2 separate regions of the Homo sapiens genome follow, and region 2 is linked to region 1. The links are chromatin loops, found by intact Hi-C in ENCODE. Cell type or tissue: mammary epithelial cell. All regions are shown on one strand. Each heading gives the region's core, and the rest is flanking DNA. Links, peaks and the distances in the headings are about the cores only. Region 1 overlaps CLASRP (CLK4 associating serine/arginine rich protein). Region 2 has its middle 25 kb from the start of IGSF23.

Region 1 (6,325 bases), core at 670-5,669:
ACAGCGAGTCAGGGACACGTGTCTCACTGCAGGGAAGATCAGGAAGGCTCTGGTACATTGTTGAGTCCCCCAGGCTGGGTGTTGGGGGTGCAGGAGAGCCCAGGTCATCCCAGCCCACACCTAACTTAAAATGAGCCACAGAGAGGCATGCAGTGGAGTGACCTGTGCAGTCAGAATGGCGTGTGGCACTCAGGAGCAGGTTATGGTTCTGAAGGGTCCAGCCAGAGGCCTCCAGAAACAGTGAGAATGGTGGTAGAGTGCCCAAGTACCAGGCCAGGCACTCACTCTGCCCGTGGTCCCATTTTACGGAAAAGGAAACTGAGGCACAGATGTGTTAAGTCCCTTGACCAAGGTCGTGTGTCCAAGGCTCTGCTGCAGTTGCTTGTGTCCCACCAGACATAGTTTGATTATCTGGAAGTGGTGACTGCCCCCCAAGGTGCACTGGGGTTGCACCTGTCTTCCTGCCCCACCGCACCCTTGTGTTCCCCCACTGAATTCCTAGTGTCCCCAACCCACTCTGACCTGGGGTCTCTTGTTTGCTGCAGTCTCAGAGGAGCAGTGCCTGTACCAGATCTACATTGATGAGTTGTACGGAGGCCTCCAGAGACCCAGCGAAGATGAGAAGAAGAAGTGAGTCGGGGTCTGGGGTGCAGGGGGTTGAGGAGGCAGGAGGGCTGGGAGCCCCAGCCAGGCATGGCCTCTTCCATCCTGTCCACCAGGGTCTCCCCGAAACCAAGGATGGTGTTCAGCACACAGTCAGTGCTCAATTAATAACTGTGTAGAGGAAGAAGCCCTGTCAGGGGGCCCCGGCTTGCCGAGGGCTCTGCGTTACATTTTCAGCTTGGGAAGTGGTGGGAGGTGCAGGCCCTGTGGTGAGACAGCCCTGGGTTTGAGTCCTGGCTGTGAGGCCCTGAGTGGGAATTGTCTGAGCCTTGCTGTGCTTCCCTGTAAAATGGGGCTGGCAGGAGGCCCTACTGCCTGGAGTTGGGAGGCATGCAGGAGATGGGGCTTGTGAAGTACCTATTCCAGCACCTGCCATGTAGTGAGCTTGCAGTCAGCCCTAGCTGATGTCACTCTGGAGAGAGGCTTCTTAAAGCCGCGTCCCTCAAGGAGTAGCTGGGGAGACCCGGGCCTTATCCTGGAGCAGCTGCCTCTGAGGAGCAGTGGCCGAGCAGTCTCACTTCTCTCTTCTCCACCTCAGTCTGATGAGTGCAGGCCTCCCGCCCTCACACACGCTATTCCCTCTGCAGGGCTTAGCTCTCCTCCAGGCCAGCTGCTGTTGCCCTGGTGCACGGTAGCCTGGAGCCCTGGCTCGGGGCTGGGCAGCTCCCTCAGTGACACCTTCCCTCCTGCTACCCCTGACTGCTTGCCGCCTTCCTCCACTGGGAGGGGTCCCATGGGACTGTACTGGGAGCTTCTTGGAGACTTCAGCCCTCGTCCACGGCCCCAGCCTCAGGATCCTGCTCAGGCCCTGCTCTGTTCAGGGCAAAGCTGGGGCACCTGGCTGCTCAGGAGGACTCTGGGCTGTGCCCTTGTGGGACTCATGGTCTAGGCGGGAGACAGACCTTCCCCAACAGAGATGACCCAACAAAGGCAGGGCTGGGGAGCTCAGGACAGTGCTGACCCACCCTAGGGTACCAGTCAAGGACTTCTTGGCAGGTGGGGCCCTAGAGCTCAGATGTGGAGGAAGAGGGAGGAGCTGGGTGTGGGCAGGAGCAGAGGGTCCTAGGCTGAGGGAGAGCCTGAGGGGAGGGGGCCGTGGCACTCGAGACTGGTGTGTGGGGCTAGCCTGGGGCCCTCATCTCCACTGGGCACGGCCCTGGCTTACCAGCTCCCCTTTCTCAGGCTGGCAGAGAAGAAGGCTTCCATCGGTTATACCTACGAGGACAGCACGGTGGCCGAGGTAGAGAAGGCGGCAGAAAAGCCAGAGGAGGAGGAGTCAGCGGCCGAGGAGGAGAGCAACTCGGACGAAGATGAGGTCATCCCCGACATCGGTGGGGTCCCCTCTCTGCCCTCCCCACCTGCAGTCCCTGGGCATCGTTTCTGTGTCTCGTCCCTCACCCTCTGTGGGGCACCCCGTGCTTACGAACCGTGTCTCTCTCCCTACCCCGCCCCAGGGCACACCAGCCTCCTGCTGCCCCTGTCTCACTCCTGTCCTCCTCCGTTCCGGCCTTCCTCTGCCTCACTCATCTCTCATTTCTAGGGTGCTATTTCTATGATCTTTTCCCCTCCTAGGTGTTGGCTCCATTCTCCTCCACTTGGGCCGGCCTCTCTCTGCCTTTGCCCCTCTCTCCTGCTCTCTTCCCTCCTCTGGAAAACAAGTGTTCATCCTCTTACAGAGTCAGCCCCCATCCGCCAGGCATCTGTTCACCCTCCTCTCTGCCATTCACCTCCCCTCTGGATTCCCACTGATCAAACCACCCCCAAGTCTCTCTGTTTTTCTCATCCTGGTTCTTACTCCAGCAACTGGCTCTTTTTATTTATTTATTTATTTATTTTTGAGATGGAGTCTTGCTCTGTTACCGGGCTGGAGTGCAGTGGCATGATCTTGGCTCACTGCAACCTCCACCTCCTGGGTTCAAGTGATTCTCCTGCCTCAGCTTCCCAAGTAGCTGAGACTAAAGGCACACGCCACCACGCCCAGCTAATTTTTGTACTTTTAGTAGAGACGGGGGTTTCACCATATTGGTCAGGCTGGTCTTGAACTCCTGACCTCGTGATCCACTTGCCTCGGCCTCCCAAAGTGCTGGGATTACAGACGTGAGCCACCGCGCTCAGCCCAGTAGCTGGCTCTTTATTCACACTCTGTGGAGCCACACATTGACCTCCGCCCAGCCCTCCTTCCTCTGGCTTATCACACGCCCTGCTTCCAAACACCTGTGACCCACACCCTGCCTGCCACCCACCGTGATCTCCAGCCGCCATCTTTCCGCCCCTGTTCAGTCCTCCCTCTCACGTCAACCCCACCACACGCCTCACTCATCCATTCCTCCCTCCCTCCATCCACCCATCCCTCCTTCCTTCCTTGCCTCCATTCCATTCATCCATCCATCCATCCCTGCATCCCTTCATCCATCCCTGCACCCATCCGTCCATCTCTCCCTTCTCTTTCCCTCCCTCCGTTCATCTGCCCCTTCAAGCCCTGTCCCCGAGCTGCCTCTGTCCACTGTGTGTTGTGCTCACCTCTGGCAAGCCCAGTGCCAGCCTAGGGCATGCCAAGATGAGCCAGACTTGATGCCATCCCTTCCTGAAGAATCCCTCAGTCTGGCGGGCGCCCCATCATCCCCGCCTCCTGGAGCACTGCCCCTTCTCCCCTGTCCTCTCGCTCGGCCGTGGCTCCTGACAGCCTTTCTCTTGGTGCAGACGTGGAGGTGGACGTGGATGAATTGAACCAGGAGCAGGTGGCAGATCTCAACAAACAGGCCACGACTTATGGCATGGCCGACGGTGACTTCGTCAGGTGAGGCCTGCCTGCTGACACCCCTACCCATTCTGTGGGCCCCACCCTGGCATCTCACTATTACTCCCGGTATTGACAGCCATCCTGTTTGTGAGCATTTGTGTGCCTGGCCCTGGGCCCAGGACTTTACACATGCAGGTCCCTGAGCCTATGGTGGTCGTGGCCCCACTTCATCTGTGCAGAAACAGGCTGCACCCAAGTCACCCAGCCTGCCCTACTTAGTGCGACCTGGGGCGAATCTGACTCTTCGAAGCTCTGGGGATTCCTAGGCTGGGGGACAGCGCCCTCTAGTGGAGAGGCTTCATTCCCTGGTTATTTATCCTGGCAGTTGCTGGTTGTACCTCTACCCTGAGCCACACCCCCTGCTGAGCTCACAAGACCACACAGAATGGTCCCAGCTCACTGGGCAGTGAACCAGAAACGGAGCCTGAGCATGGCACCCTCTGCCCAGAGCCCTTTGTGGCTCCCACCTCCCTCAGGAACATCCAGTGTCCTCACCATGGCCGAAAGGTCTTACCCATCTGGTCCTCTCAACCGCCACCATCCCCCGCTGCCCAGCCTGCACAGTCTCCTTGCTCCTCAAGTGCAGAGGCCTGGGCCAGCCCCTGGGCCACTCTGTCTGCTGTTCGCTTTGGACGTCTGCAGCTTGCTCCCCCAGGTTTTTCTCTAGATACCCTGTTTTGTGTGGCTTCCCTGAGCTCCCTCTTGAAAACTGCAGCTTCCTCTGCCTTTGCTCTACCATCTAATGGACCACACATTTTATTCCCTTGCTCATTATCTTCTCCCCTAGAATGTAAGCCCGTGCAGGTGAGGATTTCTGTTTTTTTTTTTCAGTGCTCAGTTCTTGATACCTAAGATAGCACCTGGCACACAGAGGGTGCTTGATAAGTGGCATTGAATGAAAGATACCTCAGGCTGGCGTGGGGTGACTCAGGTCCCTCACTTTCTCTGATGACTCAGTCTGTGTCCTCCTTACCCTGTGGCCTGCCCCATCCTCCACCCTAATTCTCACCCACCTCTATAGGATGCTCCGGAAAGACAAGGAGGAGGCAGAGGCCATCAAGCATGCCAAGGCTCTTGAGGAGGAGAAGGCCATGTACTCGGTGAGGTCTGGGCTGGAGTGGAAGGGGACAGGGGTGTGTCACAGGGAGGGCACCCCCTCACCAACCTGGCACCCACCCTACTCCAGGGACGCCGCTCTCGACGCCAGCGGAGAGAGTTTCGGGAGAAGCGGCTGAGGGGTCGCAAGATCAGCCCACCCAGGTAGGGCTTCTCCCTGAACCCCCACCCTGCTGGCATCTGGGGGAGGAGAGCAGGGGCTTAGGGCCTGAGAAAGCTCTTTGGAGGCAGGCATTTGACTTGAGAAAGGAGTCTTTCTAGTGGGGCGATGCATGGCCATCGTGAAGGTTTAGAGGTAGGAACGGCCTTGAGGGCCATGTGGACTCCTTTCCTTGCCAGCCCCTCCCCTCACCCTACTGGACTGGGGGCCCTTGCCAGACTCCCAGGAGCCCATGCACAGGCGGCATAAGGCTCTCACCAAGGCGGCAGAGAGGGCACAGGCTTTGCCCTGGACTCTCACCCAGTTCTGCTGCTTGGCTTCTTCCTGTGTCGGAGTTTGGACAAGTGACTTCCCGAACTCTCTGAGCTTCAATTTTTTCCTTTGGAAAACAAGGCATTATCACCTACCTGGAGAGAGGGCTGGGCAGTCCCCACAGGGAGGTCTTGGGACAGGTTTGGATGAGGCAGGCTGGCTTGGAGAGGAAAGCCCAGCCTGGGTCAGGAGGCCTTGAGGAGAGGCCCTGTGCAAACCCATGCCTCTTTTTGCCACATCTCTTAAAGGAGAGTGACTGAGAGTTCCTGTAAGGCTTAAACAACTTGTAGGTTCAGCGGTTGGTATCGGAAACATTCCTTAAAGAATAGCACCAATCGTCATTGCTGTCAGCGGTGGCACAGAGGCACACAGAGGGTAGTGCAGGAACGCCCAGGCTGGGTGGCCATAGGGCCTGGGTTTGGATCCCAGTTTCCTCCTTTATGAGCTACGTAATGCTGGACAAGTGACTTCACCTCTCTGGGCCTCAGTTTCCTCAGCTGTGATAGTCTCTCTTTTTTTTTTCTTCCCCCAGAGACAGGGTCTTATTCTGTCACCCAGGCTGGAGTGCAGTGGTGTAATCACGACTCACTGCAGCCTCAAATTCCTAGGCTTAGGCGATCCTCCTACCTCAGTCTCCTTAGTAGCTGAGATTACTGGTATGCGTCACCACGCCCAGCTAATTAAAATAAAAAATACTTAGTAGAGATGGGGTTTTGCGGTGTTGCCCAGGCTGGTCTCAAACTCCTGGGTTCAAGTGATCCTCCCACCTCAGCCTCCCAGAGTGCTGGGATTACAGGCGTGAGCCACCGCACCCAGCCTATTTTAATCTTATCATCATCATCATCATCATCATCATTAGTAAGCCCGGACCCAGTGAGAGCCAGAGACAAGGATTGGGAGGAGGGATGCTTTCATTCTAGGGTCAGGAGGCCAAGCAGAACCAGAGCTGCTGAAGTCCAAGTTCCTCAGAGTCATGATGGGTCTAGGACATTGTAGGGTGGGGCTTAAGTTCATGCTTTGGACAGATCTGAGGTGGGGGTGGGTGGAGGAATTAAGGGGAGGCCCCCAACCTGGTCAGCAGCCCCCTCACTGTGCCAGGTACCTAGCTTTGGGTCCTCAGGTTGGCGGGCTTATCCCAAATTCATGACTGCTGAGATCTTAAGCCCTAATTTGTCCCACCCCATTCTTTTCTCTGTAGCTATGCCCGCCGAGACAGCCCCACCTATGACCCCTATAAGCGGTAAGTTGCTCTGGAGGACCAGGGAATAGCAGAC
Region 2 (6,325 bases), core at 380-5,379, 470 kb before region 1:
GAGCAGGCAAGGTAGGGACTGTTGCCAACTGTATTTATACCCACTTATACCAACTTTCACTTACATGCAAATTAAGGGGTAGGTCAATGCAAATCGAGAGGTGGGTCATTTAGAATTTTCTAGGAAAATGGTGGTAAATTCCGGGTGATTTCCACACATTTGTAAACTGTCATGGCTCTGGTGAGAATGTCTTGTGCTAATGCACAATGAGGGCAGCTAAGGATTGCTTTTGTTGCCATCTGCTGGTTCCTGCCAGTTTTTTCATTCTGTCCCTTCAGGACTGAGAAATAAGTCCTGCCAACCTATCTCCTACCTCATCTTTTCCTCAGCCCAGTCGGGGATGGTGGGTGACTAAGAACCAGACTGGTTGGAAAAACATGCTGTGATTTAAACCTGTAATCTCATTCTGGATTTTTATAGCAGACAAGCCAGTTGGACATGCCCAGTCTTTTTGCCATAAAACCCCAATGTGCAAGGGAGACCAGACCAACTCCATTCTAGCTGAGGAGCCCCTGGCTGGGCTGCCTCTGGTCCATATTTTGCATCTCCTTATATCAAGTCTGAGCATTGTCTTCCAACCCACGGAGTTCTTGAATGATGGAGCCCAGCCTCTTGATGGGTATTGGCACTCAAGCTGGGCTCCTGGGAACCCCACATGGCCGCACCCCTCTCCCATGATGGGGGAGAATCTCCTCCCTGGACCCTCCCTGTGGGGGCATCAGAATCTCTGGGGCAGCAACAGGGCTGGAAGAGAAGCCTGGACTTCTCCAGAAACTGTGTCTGTATGGCCAGCACATGTTTTCACTTCCCATGGGTATTTATATGAGTGAAGGGCAGATATAGAGTATTAAGAGAATAAGGATCCTAAAAGCCTCCTTGGAGTCACCAAGGTCCTCCACAGTCCCTACAACCTTTAACTCCTCAGCTCCCCTCACCCAGGGAAATTCCAGTCAAATAGACTGAACCACACAAGTGGCCAAATAATTTCAGGGAAGTTTAAACCCCTTTCAGATGCGCTAGTTGATCATATCTTGCCAGTTATCCTCAAGCTCCCCAAGCCTTCCAGCCACCTCCAATAACTTCATAGAAACCACTGGTTGCTAATGATCACGGAGTCCTGGACTCCTTTGAAAATGCATTGAAAGTTGTGTGATCCTGGACTGAAGCTTCAGGCCCTTCCTCAGAATATGCAGATGTATGCACAATGCTTCACACAATGTCAGGGATCCTTTCCAAGGAAATTTACACCCAGACATATCATCATCCAACTGTGGAAAATCAAACACAAAGAAAAATCTCGAAAGCATCCAGAGAAAACTAAACACATCACTTATACCAAAACAACAATTCAGATGATGGCAGATTTCTCATCAGGAACCATAGTGGCCAGAAGAAAGTGGCACTTTTTTTTTAAGTGAAAGCAAATTTATTAAGAAAGAAAAGGAATAGGCCAGGTGCAGTGGCTCATGCCTGTAATCCCAGCACTTTGGGAGGCCAAGGCAGTGGCTCACGCTTGTAATCCCAGCACTTTGGGAGGCCAAGGCTTGAGGCCAGGAGTTTGAGAGCAGCCTGGGTAACATGGGGAAACCTTGTCTCTACAAAAAATACAAAAATTAGCTGAGCATGGTGGTGCATGCCTGTAATCCCAGACACTTGGGAGGCTAAGGCATGAGAATCAGGAGGCAGAGGTTGCAGCGAGTCAAGATTTGCCACTGTACTCCAGCCTGGGCCACAGAGCAAGACTGTCTCAAAAAAGAAAGAAGAAAGAAAGAGAGGAAGAAAGGAAAAAAGAAAAGAAAGAAAGAAAGAGAGAAACGAAGAAAGAGAGAGAAAGAGAAAGAAAGAAAGAAAGAAAGAAAGAAAGAAAGAAAGAAAGAAAGAAAGAAAGGAAGGAAGGAAGGAAGGAAGGAAGGAGGGAAGGAAGGAGAGAGAGAGAAAGAAAGAAAAGAAAGAGAAAGAAGAAAGAGGAAGAGAGAGAGAGAGAAAGAAAGAAAGGAAGGAAGGAAGGAGGGAAGGAAGGAGAGAGAGAAAGAAAGAAAGAAAAGAAAGAAAGAGAAAGAAGAAAGAGAAAGAAAGAGAGAAAAGGAATAAAAGAATGGCTACTCTATAGGCAGAGCAATGGCATGGGCTGCTCAACTGAGTACACTTACAGTTACTTCTTGATTATATGCCAAACAAAGGGTGGATTATTCATGAATTTTCCTGGAAAGGGGTGGGCAATTCCTGGAACTGAGGGTTCCTCCCCTTTTTAGACCATATAAGGTAAGTGCTAGATGTTGCCATGGCATTTCTAAACTGTCATGGTGCTTGTGGGCATATCTTTTAGCATGCTAATGTATTATAATTAGCACATAAGGAGCAATGAGCATGACCAGAGGTCACTTTTGTCGCCATCTTGGTTTTGGTGGGTTTGGCTGGCTTCTTTACCACATCCTGTTTCATCAGCAAAGTCTTTATGACCTGTATCTTGGTGGCACATTTTTTAAGTGCTGAAAGGAAAACAACTGTCAACCCAGAATTCTGAATCAAGTGAAAGCATTCTTTAGGTTTAGGAGTGAAGGTGAACATTGAGGTTAGCTCGGTTTCACCTTGAATATGTCTTAAATCCCCTATGCATGCAGTGAATGTGGTTTTATACATAAAATGTTGTACAGCAGTAGCTGTATGCATACTTACAGTGTGTACAGAGATGCTCAGTACCCAACAGGACAAATCTGCAAAATACAGCTTCACCATTGAGCCATAGATGGAGCTGCTGCCTCAAATTAGAGCTGTATTTCCACCTGTTTCTATAGTTAAAATTTCATAAATTAAATGTGTGTATGATGCAAGTCTACTGCAATTCCTTTACTAGAGAGAAGTTGCAAGAACCAATGATCCCTGTTTCTTTATATTCATGCCCTCATCTAATTCCTTCCCCCTGAGTGTGGGCTGTACCTAGTGACTCATTTCTAATGAATGAAGTACAGCAGAAAGTGATGGCTGTCACTTCTCAGATTGGGTTACAAAATGGCTGTTGCTTCTATTTTCAACTTCTCTCTCACTCTGTCTTGAATCACTTTCTGAGGGGAAAGCTACCTGCCAGTAGCAAACACCATCTGAGTGAGCTTGGGAGCAGAACAATCACCCCATACCCTCATCCCAAGTTGAGCTTTTGAATGACACTGCAGCCCCCGTCCAGTAGCTTGATCGCATCAGAGGGAAAAGACCTGGCTAAGCTGAGCCCAGATTCTTGACTCAAAGAGACTATGAGATAACAAATGTTTTATTGTCTTAAGCCACTACATTTTGGAGTAATTAGTCATACATCAATAAATAACTAATGCAGGTGGCCTTCTGGGACACAGAGGAGGATGGAGAAGGTTGAATATCAGAGAGCAGATCTTGGGGACAAAAACACAGAGTCCTCATCACAGGTTATCATGCGAGCCCAGAAAACAAGCATCTAACATCTCATCAATAATATGTTCCCACACACCACCAATACTTTTACCAAAAAAAGTACTAATAGCTAATATTTCAGTTTGTATTTTCTAAAATTGACTCCATATGGCTTTCCTTTGGTGGAAAAGGAAAAAGAAAATTTGTCTCTGTCATTAACTTAATGTGATGTGTCAAATTTTATTTTATTTTATTTTATTTATTTTTTGGAGCAGGGTCTCACTCTGTCACCCAGGCTGGAGTGCAGTGGTGCAATCTCAGCTCACTGCAACTTCTGCCTCCTGGGTTCAAGCAATTCTCATGCCTCACCCTCCTGAGTAGCTGAGATTACAGGCACACACCACCATGCCCAGGTCATTTTTTTTGTATTTTCAGTAGAGACAGGGTTTTACCATGTTGGCCAGGCTCGTCTCAAACTCCTGACCTCAAATGATCCACCCACCTCAGCCTCCCAAAGTGCTGGGATTACAGGCATGAGCCACCACGCCTGGCCAATGTGTCAAATTTTAGATGAGGACACAGAGAACAGGACAGAGGACCTGAACTTTAATAATCATTCTCATATCAAATATGGAAACCACGTTGTTACGGTTTAAATGCTTGTCTCCTTCAAAATTCATGTTGAAACTTAATAGGCAATGTGGCAGTATAGAAAGGTGGGACCTTTAGGGGGCGATTGGGTCATGCAGGTTCTGCTCTGATGAATGGATTAATCCATTCATGGGTTAATGGGTTAATGAATTAATAGGTTATTATGAGAGTGGCATTAGTAGCCTATAAGAAGAGGAAGAGAGACCTGAGCTAGCATGGCCCCTTGTCATGTGATGCCCTGCACTCTATAGACTGCAGAGAGTCCACACCAGCAAGAAGGCTCTCACGAGATGTGGCCCCTTAACCTTGGACTTCTCAGCTTCCATGACTGTAAGAAATAAGTTCCTTTTCTTTATAAATTACACAGTTTCAGATATTATGTTATAAGCAACAATTAGAAAATCTTTAAATCCACCTGGGACCTGGAAGCCCCCTCTGCGGCTTCAAGATGTCCTGCCTTTCTGAGCTAAACCAATGTATACCTTACATGTATCAATTTATGTCTTTGCCTATAATTTCTGTCTCCCTAAAATGTATAAAACTAAGCTATAACCCAACCACCTGGGCACGTGTTCTCAAGACTTCCTGAGGCTGTGTCATGGATCATGATCCTTAACCATGGCAAAATAAAATTCTAAATTGATTGAGACCTGTCTTAGATACTTTTTGGTTTGCAGCTGCAACCAAATGTCAGCCAGAGTTGCTGTCTCATCTGAGGCTCAACTCGGGAAGGATCTGCTTGGAAACCAGGGCGTTGGTAAGGGAGTAGACCACCCTTCATATTGTCTTATGTCCAATTTCTCCCTCCAAAGAAAGAAGAAGTAAAAACTAAAAGGCAGAAATGAAATCCACAGGCAGACAGCCCGGCACCACACCCTGGGCCTGGTAGTTAAAGATCGACCCCTGACCTAACCAGTTATGTTATCTACAGATTCCAGACATTGTATGGAAAAGCATTGTGAAAATCCCTGTCCTGTTCTGTTCTGTTCTGATTACCGGTACATGCAGCCCCCAGTCACATACCCCCTGCTTACTCAATCGATCACAACTCTCTCACACGGACCTCCTTGGAGTTGTAAGCCCTTAAAAGGGACAGGAATTGCTCATTAGGGGAGCTCAGTTTTTGGAGACGTGAGTCTTGCCAAAGCTACTGGCTGAATAAAGCCCTTCCTTCTTTAAGTCAGTGTCTGAGGGGTTTTGTCTGTAGCTTGTTCTGCTACATTGGCAGCATTCAATTGCTAACTGGTTGTAGGACTGAGGATCTCCATTTCTTGCTGGATTTTGCCCACATGGGCCTCCCAACATGACCACTTGTTTCCTCAAAGCCAGCAAGGGAGAGAGTCTCCTGGAAAGATGACTCTATGTTACAGAATTGCCAGAGGTGTTCAGACCAGAGCAACTAACACAGGAGACAGAAATTATTTAGGCAGATAGTGAGGGCAAAAGAGCTCTCAGCAGAACTTCCCTTCTAACAAAAAGTAGCCCAAGAAATCATTTTTCCTAACAAAGAGCAGCCTGAAAAATCGGGCTGCAAACATAAATAAGGAAGCTAGAAGCTTGCATGGGGGAGAGCCAGCAGCTGCACCAATAGAAAAGGGCTACCTGGGAGGGGAACATCACATACTCGGACCTGTCAGGAGGTGGGGGGATGGCGGGGAGAGCATTAGGACAAATACCTAATGTATGCGGGGCTTAAAACCTAGATGACGGGTTGATAGGTACAGCAAATCACCATGGCACATGTATACCTATGTAACAAACCTGCATGTTCTGCACTGTCATGCACGTCCATGTGAAGTGACCACCAAACAGGCTTTGTGTGAGCAATAAAGCTTTTTAATCAGCTGGGTGCAGGCAGACTGAATCCAAAAAAGGAGTCAGTAAAGGGAGATAGGGGTGGGGCATGTTTATAGGATTTGGGTACATAGTGGAAAATTATAGTTAAAGGGGATTGTTCTCTTGCGGGCAGGGGTGGGGGTCACAAGGTGCTCGGTGGGGAGCTCCAGAGACTAATTGTCCAGGAGAAGGAATATCACAAGGTAATGTCATCAGTTAAGGCAGGAACCGGCCATTTTCACTTATTTTGTGGTTCTTCAGTTGCCTTAGGCCATCTGGATGTATACATGCAGGCTTGGGCTCAGAGGCCTGATGTGCACATGTATCCCAGAACTTAAAGTAAAATAAAAATAAAAATAGATTCTAAAAAAGAAAGAAAAGGGCTACCTGCGGGGCAGGCATGTCCACCATGAAAGCTCAATCTTCCCTTTTTTGTTAGCAAGTATACAGTAAGAAA

What was found. Hi-C counts contacts between places; a loop is a spot of excess contacts. Peaks named below come from ENCODE experiments on the same cell type or tissue, not always from the same donor. Only the 100,000 strongest peaks of a DNase experiment are listed, where the experiment ranks them.
Region 2: a loop joins it to region 1, with 8 times the contacts of the local background. A loop is called at or near these places in 2 of 110 quality-filtered maps.

The regions. Positions count from the first base shown.
Region 1 is chr19:45,055,905-45,062,229 of GRCh38, forward strand. CLASRP (CLK4 associating serine/arginine rich protein) reads left to right here. Exons shown (of 21, transcript NM_007056.3): 6 at 546-630; 7 at 1,846-1,994; 8 at 3,364-3,460; 9 at 4,485-4,563; 10 at 4,650-4,723; 11 at 6,250-6,291. Among named protein-coding and RNA genes, the nearest start is that of ZNF296, 17 kb to the right of the region's middle. RefSeq lists an enhancer at 1,370-1,439. In mammary epithelial cell, for the core only: a CTCF peak has its summit at 3,745 (motif pointing left); a DNase peak (open chromatin) is centred at 3,757.
Region 2 is chr19:44,585,686-44,592,010 of GRCh38, forward strand. No RefSeq gene overlaps it. Among named protein-coding and RNA genes, the nearest start is that of IGSF23, 25 kb to the right of the region's middle. RefSeq lists an enhancer at 3,766-4,265. In mammary epithelial cell, for the core only: a CTCF peak has its summit at 2,743; DNase peaks (open chromatin) are centred at 2,356 and 2,896; H3K27ac peaks cover 1,725 bases.